Linked DNA regions of Mus musculus: region 2 is linked to region 1. A link is a loop called in an ENCODE intact Hi-C map of the cell type or tissue named here. Cell type or tissue: gastrocnemius. All regions are shown on one strand. Each heading gives the region's core, and the rest is flanking DNA. Links, peaks and the distances in the headings are about the cores only.

Region 1 (10,065 bases), core at 1,002-9,001:
TGTGGCTTGCCTCCGGACCCGCTCTCCCGGGTGCTCACCTTTAATGCCTTTTAAGGTGTCAGTTGCTCGTTCTGTAGACGCACCCCACTGCAGTTGCGCATTCATTCTAAGCTTACTTTTGTCAGTGTCTTTTATATTTTGAGTTTTGATGTGCGTTGTCATCTTAGGATGAGAAGTTAAAAATATTTGACAGATAATTTATCCCTCCAGTACTGTTTGTTTACTAGAATGAATAAAATGTTCATGGAGAGGAGATCCCAAGCACTCATTTGAATAGTTACTAAGTTGCACAACTCTAAAATGGGCTAAGATTTTGCCTAGACTTTTATACTTCCTTAGACTGTTGTCACGGTAGGTTGTTTTTGTTTTGTTTTGTTTTGTTTTTTTGTTTTTTGGGTTTTTTGTTTTTGTTTTTGGTCAGAGCACAAATAAGTAAGAGCCAGGATGTGATGAGCAACTAGAGTTTTGTATAGAAGATAATGTCTCTCATGGACTTGACCGGGTATCAAGAAGCCACCCCTGTTGCTTCTCCCTCAGTTTCCCCAGCTGCACGGAACTTCTGTTGGAATGCCTGAGCCAGACAATTGGCCACAGCGCAAGGCTCCACTAGTGGGCGCCATTAAGCAGACCGTGAAACTTCCTGCTGCTGCTGCTGTATCTAGCCCTGGAGTACACGCTTGGATTTTTTAATTAATTAATTAATTAATTAACTTTACATCCTGATTGCAGTCACTCTCCCCTTCTCCTCAGAGAATGGAAAACCCCACCACCTCCACCTAGATACCAACTCATCCTAGCACATCAAGTAGCATGAGGTCTAAGCACATCCCCTCCTCCTGAGGCCAGACAAAGCAGCCCAGCTAGGGGAAAGGGATGCAAAGGTAGGCAACAGAGTTCAAGTCAGAGACAGCCCCCTCTCCAGTTATTAGTGAAACCACATAAAGAAAATATCCTGAGTGAGGTAACGCAGACCCAGAAAGACATGTATGGTATATACTCACATAAATTAATATTAGCCATAAAGTTCAAGGTAACCATGCTATAATCCACAGACTCAAAGAAGCTAAGTCACAATGACGGTCAAGGGAGGATGCTTGAATCTCACTCAGAAGAGAAATAAAACAGACATAGGAAGTGGGTGGAGGGAGGGAAATGAGTGGGAGAGGAGGGGGGGTGGGGTTTGAGATCAGATGTGGGGAGAGCAGGGTTGGGGTAAGAGGGCTGGGAGAGAGAAGGGAAATCAGTGGGTGGGTGGGGTGCATCTCTGGGACAAGCCAGGGATCTGGGACAGGGGAGGCTCCTGAGAGGATATGGGAGTGATCCTATCTGAGACTCCTAATAGTAGGGGGATAACGACCTGAAGTGGCCACTTCCTATAGGCAGACAGGACTTCCAGTGGAGGGAGTCGGACACCAATCCACCCACCAAACCTTTACCCAAAATTTCCCCTGATTACAAGTTGTGCAGAGATGAAGATGGAGCAGAGACTTAGGCAATGGCCAACCAATGACTGGCCCAACTTGAGACCCACCCAATGGGAGGAAGCCAACCCCTGACACTATTAATGATACTCTGATGTGCTTGCAGACAGGAGCCTAGCACAACTGTCATCTGAAAGGCTCCGTCCAACAGCTGATGGAAAAAGAGACCCACAGCCAAACTTTAGGTGGAGCTCAGGGAGTCTTGTGGAAGAGTAGGGGGAAGGATTGAGGGAGCTGGAGGGGTCAAGGACACCACAAGAAGACCCACAGGGCCAACTAACCTTGGGCCACGGGGGCTTACAGAGACTGAACCACCAACTAAGGAGCATGCAGAGGCTGGACCTAGGCCCTCGAACATATGTAGCACATTAGGATCTTAAATGACCCAGGACTGTGAAAGCTGCTGGGATAGTTGGATCCATCAGCTCTTCTCAAGGGTCATGCTGGCTTGATCCTCTGGTTCTGGGTCCTACTGACAGTGGAAGTTTGCAGTTTTGACACCAGGTGTGTTACCATTGAAACGGTTTATCCTTTGTGGGGAAAGCTGGTCTGCATAGGTTGTGGCACCTGTTCCCCTTTAAGAAGGATATTAACTTATGGCTTCATATTGAAGGAAAGTGGTAGTCTTGAACAGTTTTCACAGACCAGAGATAGGTAGGTAGATAGATAGATAGATAGATAGATAGATAGATAGATAGATGATAGATAGATGATAGAAAGAGATAGATGTTAGATGATAGATTAATTAATAGATGATAGATAGGTTGATGATAGATAATAGATTGATAAATAGATGATAGCTGCTAAATAGATGCTTGATGATCTATTGATTGATAGATAGGTGATAGATAGATAGATAGATAGATAGATAGATATAGATAGATGACAGATATGGGGAGGCTTGAGTTGTTTAAATTTAGAGGGGAAATAACATTTGGGAATCTTTAGTATTTCTGGCAGATCTTCTCCATATCCAGAAGCCCTTCAGTCCCTAGGGCAAGGCTGGAGAGCAGAGACAACCTTAAGGCAGATGTGGGTCCAAATAGGCTCCCCAGATGCTCCTATCTGCTTGTCTGCCCCCCTGGAAATGTCCTTCATTCCCCCCTGTACTGGCATCTCATAACATGCCAGGCCCTGGGCAACTCATACACTGTGCTAAGGAGCCAGTCCACCTGGACTCAAGCCTAGCCCACTCCCCAAGAACCTCGCTGGGGAAGAGACAGGGTACCCTGCACCTTCCTCTCCTCTGCTGAGGTTGGGGATAAGAGCAGAGACTCATTCTATTCAGTCAGTGTTGTGGTTTGGATCTGGAATGGCTCTGAAAAGCTCCTGTGTTAAAGTCTCTCTCCCGAGCAAGCTGTTCCTGAGAGGGGTGATGTTCAAAGGCCTGGTGGGGCACTGAGGGGTGTGCCCTTGGTGTGGGACTCCCAGCTCTTCCTCTGTCTTCAGTGTTTTACACCCCAGCCTTACTCATTCTTCTACACCATGATGCACTGTCTCACCACAGGCTCAAAAGCAACACGAACCATGGACCATAAACTGTGATCCCCCCCCCCCCCCGCCCCACCGCAACAAACCTTTTTTCTCTATAAGCTGATTCTCTCAGGTGCTTTCTCACAGTAAAAGAAAGCTTATCAACACAGAGAGACAAAGCATACACAGAACCCGGGCTGCAGAGGGAACCTGGAAATGTTCACTGTAGTTCCCGACAGCTGGAGATGTTCATCTCCTACACACTGATACTCAACACAGAAATCTTTCTAAATGTTCAATTTCGTTATAACACCAGCAAATTATTAAAAGGATAGATATGAGTGTGTCCATAGCTGCTGTTTACTTTCTTAGTTTTTGTGAGATAGATGTATAAAATCAAAATTAAATAGCTATAAAAAACTGATATTCTTTGAAAATGTTCATTTTTCCTAGATGCCTCTCTTCAACCTCTGATTTTAAAGATAATAAAGAAACCCATGATGTTACTACAGACAAAAGGATTCTCATATTTCTTCTGTAGCCTTTTTTTTTTAAGTAGAAAGATGCTGTTTATGACTGACTAAATAGTCCTTTCAACTTTAATCTGGATAATTAGCTGCAATCACTTTTTTTTTTTTCTCAGAAGGGAATAGTGAAGTGTTTGACTTCACACGTTGGCAATCATGTTGTGGGTGTCGCTCAGAACTAGGCCTGAATACCAACTTGTAATATATTCGAATGTGTCACAGGATATGAATTCTCCTCTTGACATTGGTCAAAATTAACACATCATAGCCCCTGCCAAAGGATGCTCTGGGATGGGCTTGGCCTTCAAAGCCATATATTCAGTTTGGTGCATTCCAAACCTGAGCGTAGGAGCTGGGGCTATAAATAGCGTGCCCAGTTGGACAACAGCGTTGCCATCCTAATGAGATCATTTCCAGGAAAACATTAAAATGCAGCAATGGGAATAACATCTGGCCGCCCGGCAGTCGCTTTTGATTTAGGAAGCTCGCTGTGCCTTGCCGCTAACTCACTAACTTGAGAGGCAGTGGATAGATGCAAGGCTCCCTTGATTAACAGTGTTTATCCCCGGCCCATCTGATTCCACACCATCCCACAGCAAAGGAACACAGTCTGTGGCTTACAGTGTTTGAGCTTGGATTTCTGAACTTTATGATGGCATAAAAGCAATATGCATTCAGCAGAAACCGCGTGTCATATTTTGAGTTGTGATCCTTTCCTGGGCTAGCACTGTGTGGTGTGTGGTACTTAGTTGCAGCCTTCTGTGAGTTAGGTGTGACATAAGCAGAAATAGTATTTGCAAGTTTTATAAAGTGTTTTTACTTTACTTTTTAAAGTGTGTGTGTGTGTATGTGTGTGTGTGTGTATGTGTGTGTGTGTATGTGTGTGTATATGTGTGTGTGTGTGTGTGTGTGTATGTGTGTGTGTGTGTGTGTGTATGTGTGTGTATGTGTGTGTGTGTGTGTAAGTGTGTACAGGGCCAGAGGGAGCTTCAGATTCCTTTGGAGCTGAAGTCACAGGCAGTTGTGAGCCAACCCATGTAGGTGCTGGACCTAAGAAAAAACAGTGTGATGGTTTGTGTTATGTTTGGCCCAGGGAGTGGCACTATTTGGAGGTGTGGTCTTATTGGAGTGGGCGTGGCCTTATTGGAGTAGGTGTGGCCTTGTTGGAGTGGGTGTGGTCTTGCTGAAGAAAGTATGTTACTGTGGGCATGGGTATAACTTTACTTTTTTCATACCTTACTTTTAATGACGATTCTTAAATGCTTTAACCTTCCTTGTAGCCCACCACCCACCAGAGGTAGTGGAAAGGAAAGGATAAGGGGGAAATGGACTTGTTTGGAAAGGCTCTTTGGAGCAACTCCTGTCTGTGTTGTCTGGAAATCAGCGGTTCAGTTCACAGGTTAGCAGACAGGGGCAGCTCGATCCGCTCGCAAACATTTCATGGATACACTAGCGGTCCAGTTCAGTAGAGTTAGCAACAGTGGTGACACGGCCTAGCAGAGACAGCCAGGCCTCAACCTCAGTTCCAGCCAGCAGGAGGACAGCAGGAACACCAGGAGAAGTTCTCATCTGTGCCTCTCTCAGGGAAGCGAAGATCAGCGAAGACTGGAGATCCACAGGGGTTGCACAGCTAGCTGTACCAGCAAGCCAAGCTCTATCTCCGGCACTCTGTGGAGTCCTATTTATACCCTCCAAACATCACATGTCTTCCATGTACCTTGCCTCAGCATGTGTATCCAATCAGCCCGGGTCCTTGGAAGCAGCCACAAACTGCAGCACACCACCACAAGTTTTTTTGGTGTGTTTTTCTCTATGGAGTCCCTACAAATGCAGCTCAACTACACAGTGTAAGGTGAACCAATGCATGTGTGTTGTTAGCAAAGAATCCTTCACGTGTCCTTTCATGTGCTTGCTTTAGCAGAACATCCTCTCTCATGTGTCTGTTTCAGCGAAATGTTCCTTCATGAGGCTGCCGTAGCCTTTCACACCTGTGTCTGCTTTAACAAAACATCCCTTCACGTGTTTGCCTCAACAAAATACAACCCAACCGACTTTCCAAATATCCCTTAAGTTTCCACTTCACATGGGCTTTAAGACCCTAGTCCTAGCTGCCTGGAAGTCAGTATTCTGCTAGCAGCCTTTAGATGAAGGTGCAGAACTCAGAATTCTCAGCTCCTCCTGCACCATGCCTGCCTGGATGCTGTCATGCTCCTATCTTGATGATAATGAGCTGAACCTCTGAACCTGTAAGCCAGCCCCAGTTAAATGTTGTCCTTATAAGAGTTACCTTGGTCATGGTGTCTGTTCGCAGCAATAAAACTCTAACTAACACAAACAGCAAGTGCTATTAGCCCCTGGGCCATCTCTCCAACCCCTTATAAATCGACTTTAAATGGAGGTGGTGAGTCCCCATCTTTGTGTTTCCATCCTGTACTTGGAATGGGATCTCAGTGGTTGCAAAACAGCAGCCATTTTGGACTGGGGCAAGGTTGAAGGATGAATACATGTATCTGGTGTGAGTGTGAGTGTGTGTGTGTGTGTGTGTGTGTGTGAGTGTGAGTGTGGGGGGGGGGTATTGAGAGAGAGAGCATCTATGTCTCTAACATCATGGAGTGCTATCCCTGATCCTTGCCATGAAGGGTCATTATAGTCCTAGTCAGAATACAGAATCCCAAACTATTGTGGGAAACAGCCCAGAAATAGTTCTGTGCACTAAGATAGAAATTGGTAGCCTAATGATTTATCAGAAGAAAACACTTTATTTTTTTTTAAAGAATTATTTTTTTTATGTGTATGAGTACACTTCTTCAAACACACCAGAAGAAGGCATCAAATCTCATTATAGATGGCTATGAGCCACTGTGTGGTTGCTGGAAATTGAACTCAGGACCTCTGGAAGAGCTGTCAGTGCTCTTAACCTCTGAGCCATCTCTCCAGCCCAAGAGAAAACTTTCTGCAACTACTGCTTGGTCAAGCTGTATAAAATCTCCAAACGTGTGGAAACGTGTCTGCTTTGCAGGTTGTTGAAGCAGCATGGAGCATGTGTCCGTTGTCCATCTTTAATCACAACATAGATGCCTCCCTCATCTCCATTGCCCTCATGTGCTTTTTTTTCTGCCAGTTACTTTAACACTGTTAGAGCTGTGCCTGCTCCCTTTGCTGTTGATTTGTGCAGTAGTATTTTGAGGCAAGGGCAGATGGGCCTGCATGGTGAGTTCTGGGCCTGGAGAGAGCAAGACCTTCTCTCATGAACAAATGCATAGAACAAAGAAAGAATGGGAAGAAAAACGTAAAGCAAACAAACAAGAGAATTAAACACACTGAGAAAGAGGGCAAAGGTAAACAGAAATGCCCCTCCCCCTCCCCTCACAGCTCCCGACCTGGTCTCTGCTGGAGACAGTCCCACTTTGTGGAGTTTAATGGTTTGATAGCTAAAGGTTTTCAAGCCTCACCCCTCCCTTTTGGTCCATCTGCTTGAGGAATCTGGTGAGAAACGGGGTCCTCCTGCTTGCATCCCCTTGAATGAGGGCTCCTCCCCGCATCCCTTTAGTTTGACCGCTTGTACCTTGACCAACCTGGCCAGTCTCCTCCCTCATCTATTGTGTCTATCATGAAAACGATCCACGTTTTTTTCCTCTAAATTTTAGTTACTATATTTCTAATTTCTAAACCTTCCAGGTGGCCATTGGCCCAATAACAGACATGGAAAGCAAGACCCAGAGAGAAACCCCCTCAGCTGTAGACACAAAGATGTCACCAACATGCAATGGGGATTAAAAAGAGAGAGAGAGAGACATCCTTTACCATGAGTGGTGCTGGCAATGAAGGAATAAATGAGAATATTAATTAAATCCAGTGACTTAGATCCATGTGGATCGATCAGTCTTCCCAGAGCTGCTCCGTGTGCCCTCATGAGGCTCAGTCACTGAGCAGACCTGGCCATTTTTATCCTATGGTGAGTCTGATATTTATAAACTTTCTGTAGAGGCAGAACACAAACATGCGGTTTTAACTGCAGAAAGGAACTCTGTTCGCTCTCCCCAGGTTCCTCAGCACCCCTGCAAGCCAGGGAAAGCTGGAAAGAACTTCAGAGACTGAGATGACGCAACGTGAGCGACATCCCCGAGATGCTTGGCTCCTCTGTCTGGTGTGCAGCCCTTCAGGCTTCACCGAAAGCATGGATTGTACATCTTGCTTCCTCGAGTCCAGGAGGAGATCTACTTGATCCCCAGAGCTGTAGAAAGTCTGTTGACAAGCCCAAGCCACAGATCTGATCAGTCCCGTAGAAACCGTGAACAGGCGTGTTCCTTCCATCATCCAAAATGGCTCCTCTGCTATACTTCATCTCTACCTGGTCCCCACCCTATGTAAGCACCTTTTCCAGTCCCGGTACCAGCTAGATGATGTAAGACCACCCTACTTCCTCCCTATCTAAGAAACCCAACTTGAGTGTAAAACTGGGAAAGATGAGGATGCTGAGCTGAGCAAGGCTGTAGATTGTTCTGGGGATGCTGAGGCTCCACCCCCACCCTCCAGAATTGTTGAGTCAGGGTGTTTTCCACAAACTTCGTGGCATGATTTTAACGTAGGTGACCCCTCTCCCAAGGCTAAATTCCGTTTGTAATGAACTGGCTAGTCTGTATGTTGGTTCTCCTGTGGCCTTGCTCTAAGAACTTAGACAACTCACTCTGTATCCCTGAGTTTAATAATTTGTTATCAGGAGACGGGGTTACCAACTCACACCAGGTCCTCAGACGCTCTGTGTGAGTGTGCAAAGTGAGCACACCTGCTATTGCCTGCCCTGAAACAGCCTTGTTCCGTAGTGTGGTCTCCTGCCAGGCAGGCTTTACGAGATGTTCTAGGCTCCTCCTTGTGTGTTAGTATAAATTAAGGCTGTTCACAACAACACTGTTGCTATAGTTTCAGTTAGAACACCCCTACAGGGTCAGGTGCTGAAGATGGATCTGTTTACAGACACCAACATCGCCCTCGGCTGTTGGCACTTTAATGGAAGGTTGTGGATCTTGGGTGCAGCTGTGTGAAGGGTATACAGCTCATGTCCTGGTTCTGGCCACTATCTGTGCCCTAGTAAGTCACCTCATGAACTCCACCCCACCCTCTCCTGCTTTCGAGGACAGTACAGCTCTCAGTGCCTTCCCACTCCAGTGGAGTAACACTTCAGAAAACAGGCACCAAACCAGCCTTTCCTCCATGAGGTTGTGTCTGCTGGTCATGGTGATGCAGCAGTGACTGATAGCACTTTTATTTTTTATTATCTAAGGGTTTTAAGAAAAGGACTCACAACATAGCTCTGGGCTAGCATCAAATCTGTCATATAATCCGTGTTAGCGTTACACTAACAAGTGTCCTTGTCAGGCCTCAGCCAATGCTGGGTTTGCAGGCGTGTGCCACGATGCTCATATTACAGCAATGTTCTTTGTGGCCATGAGTGGTGGTAGCCTTCATGTGACTATTCATACCACCCTAGTGCCACAGCTTTGGGGGATGGGATGGAGGTGACATGGAAGTTTGAGAATGACCTCAGAACTGCTGGTTGGCGTTTGGTTTGCGCTTGTCTGGTTGTCCCTGAATGTCGGACAGTTGGCTCTGGGTGACTTCAGTAGGAGGAAGCCTGTAATTAAACATATTTGTTTCTGACCTGGACTCACTTTAGATTCTCCCAGCCTGCCAATAGAACAGTTGACAATCATCCAAAAATTGCTGTTAACTCAAGATGGCAAATAGAGATAAGGAAATAAAACCATTGTAGCGCTTTCTGGTCCTTGGTCAAAGCATGATTTATCATCTTTAAAGCAAAGCGTGCATTTTGTTTTTAACAGCCATTTAGAGGTGGAGTGTCAAAACGGAAGGATACGGCTAAGAAAGGTACATGCTCGCTGCTTGTGGAAACTGGCTGCAGCTGATGTCTGACTAGATTGGATGGCACACATTGTAATTATGAAGGTATTTATTAAATTGTATTCGGGCTTTGTACCAGGAATAAAGAAAAGACAGAGAGTCCAATTCCCTTCCTGTTCTGTGTAACTGTGTTCCAGGAAAGAGCTGTTGCCTCCGTGGTGTGGTGATTTTTCGGTGTCTCATTACTTAGGAGAGAAGCTGGAGGGAAGGAGACATGAATCTGGCCCAGTCAAATGGCAAGGGCCTTGGCCCACATCAGGGTCCAAGGAGAGCTCTAAGAACAGGACCTTTGACTCCTGACAGTGTTTATACATCATGATGCAAAGGGGCCGGTCAACCTATTGGTGCACCGGAGAGCAAAACCACACAGGGTTTCCCGGGGCCACATGAGGGGTTTGGGATTCCATCCTGGTGGTGGTGGTGGTGGTGATGGTGGTGGTGGTGATGGTGGTGCACTGGCCATGTTTGAGCAGAACACATCTGTGTCTACAACTGTCGTTTTGAAAAGATGTCTCATGTGCTATGAGACAAGGAGACTAGAGAAAGTCGGGGACTGGGCAAGGCAGTGAGTGGGACGTGGCATCGATAACTCTGGCCCAGCAGTGGAGTTGAGAGTAGTGTGAGCAGCTGGAGCAGCTCTTGTCTTTTTCCAGTCATACTCCCGT
Region 2 (10,065 bases), core at 1,351-9,350, 71 kb after region 1:
TGGTGGCCGCCATCCAGTCTGCAGGACTCATGGAGATCCTCAACCGGGAAGGGGTCTACACTGTTTTTGCTCCCACCAATGAAGCGTTCCAAGCCATGCCTCCAGAAGAACTGAACAAACTCTTGGGTAAAGACTAAGTTAAGCAGATCTCCCCACTGTTCTGAAAAGGCAGTCTCTCGGGCCGCGGCAGGAGATAAGCGATGCCTTACAAAGGGACTTGGTGTTGAGGCTGTACTGTAGACATGTGGGCAGGATTAGGGGGACAGTAAATGGTGACAATGGCGAAAAATGGGATGGAGTGAGGGCAGGAACCGGGGTACTTTGGACAAAGGACACAGGAAACAGTCAGAGCCATTTACAGTCATAGTAGGTGCATGGCAAAGGGGGCCCTGAGTATCACACCCAACCTTCCTTCCTTCCTTCCTTCCTTCCTTCCTTCCTTCCTTCCTTCCTTCCTTCCTTCCTTCCTTCTTTATTTCTTCCTTCCTTCTCACTTCCTTCTTTATTCCTTCCTTCTTCCTTGCTTCCTTCCCCCTTCCTTCTTTCTTTCCTTCCTTCCTTCCTTCTTTATTTCTTCCTTCCTTCCTTCTCACTTCCTTCTTTATTCCTTCCTTCTTTCCTTGCTTCCTTCCCCCTTCCTTCTTTCTTTCCTTCCTTCCTTCTTTCTTTATTTCTTCCTTCCTTCCTTCTCACTTCCTTCTTTATTCCTTCCTTCTTCCTTGCTTCCTTCTTTCCTTGCTTCCTTCCCCCTTCCTTCTTCCTTCCTTCCTTCCTTCCTTCCTTCCTTCCTTCCTTCCTTCTTTCCTTCCTCCTTCCTTGCCTCCTTCCTTCTTTCCTTTCTTCCTTCTTTTCTCCTTCCTTCCTTGCTTCCTCCTTCCTTGAGCCAGTTGACTTTCACCCGGTTATAAGAGGGCAGAGATGATACCATTTTGATTCCTTGGGCCCAGTGCCAAGCAAAGGAAATTAGGCCAATGATAATCAGTCCAGTCCCTGAGGTGTGCTTCCCACTGGGGATCTGTGATAATGAAACTATTCACTTGCATTAAATGTCCTCAGAGATTTAAAAAAAAAAAAAAAAAAAAAAGCCTCCCGAGAGGAACTTAGCTGAGGATGGTGGCTAAGAAAGTGAGTGAGCTCTGGTTGAGCTGCTGAGCCTCAGTTTCCCAATTTTTTTTAAATGAGGTTGGCAAGGGTCCCCGGCTCACTGTGATACAAACAGAATGTGCACACAGGACAAGACACACATGCTCCATCGATAGTGGCAATGACAGTGAGGGGGATGGACAGTGAGGGGGATGGAGGATGGGCTTGAGCTCTGATGCGTGCACACCCTTCCAGAAAGGCGAGCAAGGGGAGGAAGCAGTGTAGCCAGCCTTAGAGCAAACACTGTTTATCCATCCTTTCCAGAAGAATAGAAGGCTCAGGTTGCAGTCAGCAAGGAGCTAAATTTGTGTCCTGTTTAATTTTCTTTACGGCCAAGCAAATGCCTGTGTCTGTGGTGCTGACGCAGGTCCTTGGAAAAGGGGAGAAGTTCACGCTGAACATAAACTTCCCTTCCGTCTCTCAGCCCTGTAAGAATAGAATATTCCCCAGGTGGCTTGTGCCGGCTCAAATTCCCTCCCTTGTCAGTTGTGTGAGAGTGGAGGAGGGGTGTGGAGAAAGTTCCTCAAACAGCCCCAAAGTCCCTGTGGCTAGAGGAAATGATGCCTGGGGAAGGAAGGATGACCCTGGTGTTGAAAGTCTGGACAGGAGGCCCTGGATCTAGGGGGTTGCCTTCTTTTTGCACCATGCTGTGGGCCATATTTTTATAGAAGGCGATCCCTTACCAGCTTCCATGTAGATGCCAGGGAGTTCCTTAGTATTGGTGGCTCTACTCCTTAGCTCTCTATAGATGTGTCAGTAACCAGAACTTTCTAAAATGCTTTAAATTTTCCTTTGAGTTTCATGACCCAGGGAATAGCCACTTAAGCCCTGGAGAAATCAGCTTTTGGCTGGCTCGGGGAGGATCCGAAACCAGGGGGTGGGGGGTGGGGGAGCTGGCAGGTTTAGGTTCAGTCTCTCATGTAACTCAGGAAAGGCATCAATGCCTGCCCCAGTTGGCAGAGAAGTGGATGTGGCCTGGAAGGATGTGCACACAGGAAGGTGTGTGTGTGTGTGGGGGGGGTGCTGCTCAGGGAACTGCTTCAGCCCTGACCTCATCGGCTCCACGGCTCCTCCGAAGCACAGCTGTTCAATCTTCCAAGTTCTCCCTCAAGGAAATAGCTATCTCCAGCCGAAAATGCACTTGAGGGCATAATGTGTAAATATTTCACTACTGTGTTATAGTCGGCGGGAGCCACGTCAAATGGTGAAGGGTCCCAGATGCTGATGCTGGAAAGGTCCCTGGCTTTCCAGGCAAATATTTAGCTCATGGAAACATGACTCATACTCAGAGAGGAGTATGGATTAACTCCTTCTTAGCCACCACGGAGCCTTGCTTAACCTGCTGGCTACAGGGCCATGTCACAGTCATGGTCATCTGCTCACCGTTAAGCAGATGGTAGGTCCTGGGCTGTATACACAGTAGGTACTCAGTGAGCATTTCTGCTTGTTCAGCAAGTCATCCTGTTCTGCAGAAACCACAGGTGTCTTCTCTTGTTCCAGAGCCTCATCGGTCACCGCTCTTGGGCTTAACAGTGTCTCCTCCCTCCTCAATCTTACAGCAAATGCCAAGGAACTTACCAACATCCTGAAGTACCACATTGGTGATGAAATCCTGGTTAGCGGAGGCATCGGGGCCCTGGTGCGGCTGAAGTCTCTCCAAGGGGACAAACTGGAAGTCAGCTCGGTGGGTGATATGGATTGTGTAGAGGCGCTTTAGAAAGTAGGAAGTAGATACTCATCTCAAGAGAGCAGTCTCCTATCTTCTCCCCCAGATCCAGTCCCAAACCCAGGCACTCATCAAGCTCTTGCATGAGCTGCATCTTAAGAGGTCCTCCCATGCTGCATCTTAAGAGGTCCTCCCATGCTGCATCTTAAGAGGCACTCCCATGCTGACTTAAGGGGTCCTCCCATGCTGACTTAAGAGGTCCTCCCATGCTGATGCTGCTCTGGGAGCATCTCTCACTGGGTACCACTCAACTTTAGAGCTGTGTTCAGAGGGTTCCTACCTGGAAAGAGCCAGCCTGACTCAGCAGGACCCCATGTGGATAGGAGCTGGCTGTGGTTCTCTGTTCCTTTCTCTGGATCTTTGCTGTCCCCTGCTCACCAGTTCCCAGGGGAACATGGGAAGACATGGCAGGTGGGAGGAAGACAGGGAGAGATCTGTTTAACTTAAAGTTACTGAAGGTCTTTCGGGACTGCATTTCAGGTGTTGAGAGCCTGTCTGTCACAGGCACATGGGCTGTTCAAGAAAACATTCACCCTGAGGGCGCCTTCCCACCTATGTAGCTTCAAGGGGTTTTATGGCCTCTCTTGCACCTCAGCTCCTATTTCTGTTAAGAGACAGTCTCCTTGCCCCCCATTGCGTTGAGGGTAAGAATCCAGCTAATTGCACTGTGCTGAGCCTACATAAGGCAGGAGAAGTCTGCAGAGGGCAAGGGCGGCTGCTCACCAGCGAAGCCTGGCTACTTACTCACCAAATAGGTTCACAGTCAGCGGATGCCCACAGAGTACATGGAGCCAGAGAGCTCTGCATTTAACAACGGTTGTCTTTTCTCTTAGAAAAACAATGTAGTGAGTGTCAATAAGGAGCCTGTTGCCGAAACCGACATCATGGCCACAAACGGTGTGGTCTATGCCATCAACACTGTTCTGCAGCCGCCAGGTGAGGTCCTCTGTGTGGTCCTAACCTAACACTGCCCATGAGTGTGGCTCACTGAGAAGTGAATCAGGGACTGTGTGTTTTTTTAAATTTATTTATTATTATAATTAAGTACACTGTAGCTGTCTTCAGACACACCAGAAGAGGGTGTCAGATCTCATTACAGGTGGTTGTGAGGCACCATGTGGTTGCTGGGAATTGAACTCAGGACCTTTGGAAGAGCAGTCAGTGCTTACCTGCTGAGCCATTTTGCCAACCCAGGACTGTGGTTTTAAGATGACATGCTACAGAACTTGAGGCATACTGCTGTCTTACCCCAACTCTGACATTATCCAGTATGAATATTTGTGTGGATGCTGGTGGCAGAAAAGGCCCGGATGTTGTGTGTATACCTGGGACAGTGGTGGCAGACCATGCGTGGCTATGTGTCCATTGAGATGCCGGTGGCAGGCTGTTTTTCCTTTCTCTCTAGCCAACCGACCACAAGAACGAGGAGATGAGCTGGCAGACTCTGCCCTTGAAATCTTCAAACAGGCGTCAGCGTATTCCAGGGTATGTGTTCCACCAGTGGGCCACAGCTGAGGAAAGCGGCCCTAGGATCTACCTCACCAATGGGGGCAGTCACCCTGAGTCCATGCTGTGGCTTTCTGGCTGTCCTGGCTGTCTGAATTAGTCATTTGTTTTCCAAGGCTAACCTATCTTCTGCAATGTCTTGGTTACTTCAGTGTGTGTGGAGTTGGGTCAGGCCAAGCCTGTTAGAGCTTACTAAAGCTTTGGTTTCTAGAGAAGAGGTTTCAGGGTAGAGTCCTGACCCCAGACGCCAGAGTGGTAACATGGGCAATCCACTTTTGGACAGAGATCTCTTCCAGAAAGGCTGAGCTCCTACTCTTGGGAGATGTTTCAGCTGGCACACCAGCTCCCAGCTCTGGTCTCAGTGAAGAAGCTTAGCTTGGGGTTCCCCCAGGGATGTCTACCTTCTACATAAGTCCCCATTTGAAAGGGGGCTCATGCACCCAAGGGACACTCCCTGGGGGGCTCTTTGGAGCCTGTGGGCTCAAGTTTCCCCCTTCTCTCCTCTACCTCAGCATTTGTTTTAAGTGGGAACGGTAAAGTGCAAGGCGCCTCCATATGCAGGTTCTGTGACAATATGTACTAAGAAACCTGACAACTCAGGGTGGCATAGCACAGCTACAGTCCCACTCCAGATGACTGCTACAAGTTCCAGGCCAGCTTGGTCTACATGTCAAGTTCCAGACCAGCCAGGGGGAAGGGAAGGAGAGAGGGAGAGACAGAGGAGGAGGGAAGAAGAAAACAAAAGAAACCCTGACCCACTCTTGTGTTTATTTGTTCCTTAGGCTGCCCAGAGGTCTGTGCGACTTGGTAAGTGTCTAACTTTACAGTCCCATCTGAGCTAGTGAGTCCCCAGCAGACCCAAGCCTGCAATCTGTTGTGTACAGATCGAAACATGGCACACAGTAAAACAAGCTTGGCTTCCAGGTCAGAGGAGCAGGGTAAACGGGGGTCAGACAGAGAATGGAGTTTCCCTCTCTGTAACATGGAAATAGTGGAGTAACAGCCTCTTAGGGTGGGTGTGACATGGGGCTCAGGGAGCCTGGGAAGACTGCACAGGGCTTGGCAGGTGCCTGCTCTGAGGATATCACTCCACACTGTAAGATGAGGAATTCTACCATCCCCCAAAGCCCCTGCTGTGTACAGGAACTGGGGAACATGGCAGAGGGAAGCCACGTGGCTTCTGTGCCTGAGATTCTGAAGCTGGGCCTGATGGTACACAATCCTAACTCCTTGGCGATCTGAGGCAGGAGGATTGCAAGCTGTAGGCCTAGATAGGCTATGGGATGTGTACAGAGCTGATCAGTCTAGTGAGACCTCATAAATAAGTGGGAAAGGGGTGTTGACAATCGCCTTTGTCTGGCATGCATGCCGCTCTGGGTTCATTCCCCTAGTACCAAGACTGAAAGACTAAATAAGAGTCCTCGACAGACAGTGGGGCACCCGCACCTCACTGGCTTTCGTGCATCTCATGTTTTCAGCCCCTGTCTATCAGCGGTTACTGGAGAGGATGAAGCATTAGCAGGAAGACCGAGGAGGAGAGCCCTGCAGCAGCTTCCCGCCAGTTTCTCTCAGTTTGCCAAAGAGACCATTGAATGTTTTTGAAACCAAAGAGCACACTTCAACATACATGGGCTGCACCATATTGAGATCTGAGCCTTGGACGGGTAGGGAAGGGGTTAAGGGGAGAAAGGTTCTTTTTAGCTTTCGATCCCTCCAAACGTGGTTGTTAACCCATTGAATATACAGATCTGGCAGTCATAGCTTGGCACCAAATTCCCGAAAGGACCTCTCGAAAGCATGGAATTTCCTGACTGTGCCAAGGGCCTGGATAAAGGGGAACTACGGCATCTTGGAGCTCACAAATGTGAATCAAGCAGTCCGGCATTCTGGAAAGCCTTGGCATGGTTCTGTAAAGCTCTTGTACCGCTGGAGAAACGGCATCACTATAAGCTATGAGTTGAACTGTTTCTGTCAAGTATGTCTTGTGTCCACACATGGTTTGGATGCTTCTATATTGGCCCTGCCCAGGTAGAAAGGGTAAGAAGAACATGTAGAATCCAGATTCCCTGAGTGTGAGGGACCCATGGTGCATTTGTAATAATAAAACCAAAGAAACAAACACCTGTGTGCTAGCTGCGTGCTGGGGATAGGTTCTGCTCCTCGGTGCCTGCCTGCAAGCTGTTTCATCCCCCAAGTCTTCCCAAGAGCCGGTCAGCAGGGACCCCTGAGAGTGGTTATTTGGAATAGTTTCAGCAAGAGGCCGTTGGATGCCCACACAGCTTATGACAATGTGAACCTAACCCTGTTTGGACGTGTTTTCACCTAGTCCAGTGTCTTCGGTTTTCATGTCAACCCAATACTGTACCCTCTTGTTACCCTGAAACTCCTACTCCTTCCTTCCAGGAATGAGATGTGATCTTGGGTTGGGCTTTTGACAGCTTAGTCTTGCCAATATAGATTGTCATACAAGGGATGAGAGGGACATTCAAGGAAGGGAGAATATTAGTAACAACAACAACCAAAAAAAATAAAATAAAACAAAACAAACAAACAAACAAACAAAAACAAACAAACTGAGGCTGGAGCCTATCTCCTGGCTCCCAGAGACCAACACCCGACAAGAGAGCTAGTCTTCCCAGGCTCTGCTTCCTGGGCCAAACCATATGTAAGTTTCTCTCCTGCTCCCTCAACGTATGGCATCTAGACTGTGCTCAGCACTCTGGGGTCAATGCTATATGGCTGTGGTAGTGACTTAACATCAAAGGCCTTCTATGTAACAGATGGTGACCTGCTTCCTGGTGTTTGCAGATATGAGGGTAATAGAAGACATGGTCTATAGAGTTCTGTACAGTGTTACATCCTTGTTATCATGTCTTCTAAGATGCCCATGATCCTTGGTCCATATTTCACTTGGGTCTTTCCTGAAGGCAGCTGTATTACTGGAGAATGAGACACAGATACAACACACACACACATACACACATACATATACACACACGCACACATACACATGCACACACACACACACACACACACACACACACATGCGTAGTTAAAGCATAGCACCAGTCAATTCTGGGACTAGGGTGATGGACAAGGCAAGAAGTCTCCTTACATAGCTTTGAGTCTAGAGGAAGACAGATATTATATCAGTGCATTAAAATTGATCATCTGGGGGGATGGATAGATGGCTATGCTTAGAAGGGTGTGCTGCTCTCACAAAAGAACCTGAGTTGCATTCCCAGCACCCATGCCCTGAAGGTCACAACCACCCACAACTCCAGAACCAGGGGTCTCATGCCTTCTTCTGTCCTCAGTGGTCATATATGCATACCCCCACATACATGCACACAATTAATAAATCCCTTTTTCAAAAAAACCCCACTCATTCCTCATATACACAGGTATCTTTTGAGGGTCTCACACATACTCATCTTAGGTCCTGGGTAACAGATGTATCTTGGTGGTCATGAACTTTCCCGGTGAGTGGAGCAGCAAATGGTTGCTCAGCTAATGGCTCTAGTGTTCATTAACAAAGGAACCTGAGGAAATGGAGGTGTCCTAGGGTTTTACTGCTGTGAACAGACACCATGACCAAGACAACCCTTATAAGGACAACATTTAATTGGGGGTGGCTTACAGGATCAAAGGTTCAGTCCATTGTCATGAAGGTGAGAACATGGCAGCATCCAGGCAGACACGGTGCAGGAGGAGCTGAGAGTTCCACATCTTCATCTGAAGGCTGCTAGCAGAATACTGGCTTCTAGGCAGCTAGCATGAGGGTCTTAAAGCCCACACCCACAGTGACACACCTACTCCAAAAAGGCCATGCCTTCTAATAGTGCCACTCTCTGGGCCGAGCATATACAAACCATCATAGGGGGATGAGACAAATTAATAGCCTAGAACAGCCACTACATCCAGAAATGGGTGGTCCAGAGAGGAGCTGAGATGACCAACGGCAGAGTGAAGGTTGGAGCTCGGAGCTTGAGGAGACAGTGTGATGAGAGGTGACACACAGCCTCGTGTGTGTGTCCAGTCCCACTGCTTTCCCTGATGAGCTCAGACCCGCTCATCTGGTGCCTGGGCAGTCTTCTGGTCTGCACTGTCATGACCATGCTCACATTGGATGTCAGGCCATTGCGTTTCACACACGATGCCCAAGGCTACAGCAGAACTAGAAGGGGCGACTTCCCTAACTCTCAAAGCCCTTTAAATTTTAAATAAAGCTCTGTGCTGAGGAGGTGGTCAGCAGTCTAGTACACTGGTACTCTTACAGAGTTTGGGTTTCCAGCTCCTGCGTGGTGGCTCACAACCATCTATAATTCCAGTTCTATGGGAAATCTGGTGTCCTCTTCTGACCCACCCCCCATGGGCACCATGTACACATTTGGTGCACATACAAACACACACAGAAAATAATAAAAACAAATCTCTTAAAACTCCTACAGGAGGATTCCTTAAAAAGAGCCAAGGCCAGCCTGGGTTTAAGGCATTCCCCCATCTTTTCTCCATTCGCCTTCTCCACATCTCTGCCTCAGTCCTTCCAAAGAGGGATTCTGCTCTTCTCTAACTCTCCCTGCAGTCTTCCTGTGGCTCAAAACCATAGGCAGTCTCCCTTCCCAGCCCTCTGTGGGGATCTGAGGTAGAGCCCTTTCAGCACAATGCCCAAGTGCTGGTTCTCCTAAAGGCTCAGGCTAAGCTTTAACCTGTGCTGCCATCTGGAGGTCTCCTGGGGCTGAGAAGTCTGCTTCTGGGGCTTTCCTGGGGTTGCGCCCCATCCAAGATCAAGAGCAGCCCAAATGGGTTAGAGGTTGCCCAGGTCTCACCTGAGTCCTGCCTCCTGAGCCTTAATCTAGGGAGAGAAGAGCATGAAGCAGAAGGTGGCTCTGCCTCTTGTTGCTGGTTTCTGGGATTACAGAGAGGAAAGCAAAGGCCATCACCATCTGGGGCAAGAAACCCCCAATGGTCAGCGACTGCCTAAATCTGGCTTCACTGGCCAACAGAGCAGACAGTCTTTCTGTTGGCTGAAGAGGGCCCACGGCGCTAAGCTGAAGTCTTGCATTCATTAGCTTTCTTCTGCAAGGCCGTGCGTAGGGAGCCGCAATGGAGATTTTTCACCCATTGCTACAGAAATGGAAGATGAGAATGGGAAACCAGTATCCCACATCTCAGCTTCAAAGCTCACACTGTGGACTTCTCTGCTTTCTCTGCCCACTGCACCAGGGCTAAATGAAACATGGGGGTCAGCCCTGAGCAAGCAGGACACAGGCAAAGGGGAACCCATTCTCCCAAGAGCACCCTTCCCCAGAAGACTAGCTCTCTGCCACACATCCTTGACTATAGTTTGCTGCCACACCACTGAGGGTCTGAGATTGGTGAGCAGCCACAGCCACAGCTCCTAGCAACATACCAACGCCGTGGGAGCCAGAGGGAGGCACCTTTGTGCTGGCGCCATGATCCAACGCTGGGCTTTGGGGAGCTGCAATGGAACAATGTGCTCAGGATCATTTCAGAGCCAGGAAAGAAGGCCCTGGAATGAAGGATGGGCCCAGTGCCCCACCCGCAGGAGTCAGAAGTCAAATAGGGTCGATTCAGGCCATCCGTGACTGGCAAGGGCAGAGAGCTGCTCACTCAAGAGCAACACACACACAGAGGCACACACTCTCCTCTCACACTCATGCCACACT

What was found. Hi-C counts contacts between places; a loop is a spot of excess contacts. Peaks named below come from ENCODE experiments on the same cell type or tissue, not always from the same donor. Only the 100,000 strongest peaks of a DNase experiment are listed, where the experiment ranks them.
Region 2: a loop joins it to region 1, with 2.6 times the contacts of the local background. A loop is called at or near these places in 19 of 42 quality-filtered maps.

The regions. Positions count from the first base shown.
Region 1 is chr13:56,562,647-56,572,711 of GRCm38, forward strand. No RefSeq gene overlaps it. Among named protein-coding and RNA genes, the nearest start is that of Gm32759, 18 kb to the right of the region's middle. In gastrocnemius, for the core only: no CTCF peak of the experiment used is centred there; no DNase peak of the experiment used is centred there; H3K4me3 peaks cover 284 bases; H3K27ac peaks cover 837 bases.
Region 2 is chr13:56,632,864-56,642,928 of GRCm38, forward strand. Tgfbi (transforming growth factor, beta induced) reads left to right here. Exons shown (of 17, transcript NM_009369.5): 12 at 1-126; 13 at 2,703-2,827; 14 at 3,703-3,805; 15 at 4,275-4,354; 16 at 5,158-5,182; 17 at 5,854-6,496. The coding sequence ends at 5,894. Among named protein-coding and RNA genes, the nearest start is that of Gm40961, 28 kb to the right of the region's middle. In gastrocnemius, for the core only: a CTCF peak has its summit at 9,109 (motif pointing left); no DNase peak of the experiment used is centred there; H3K27ac peaks cover 1,337 bases.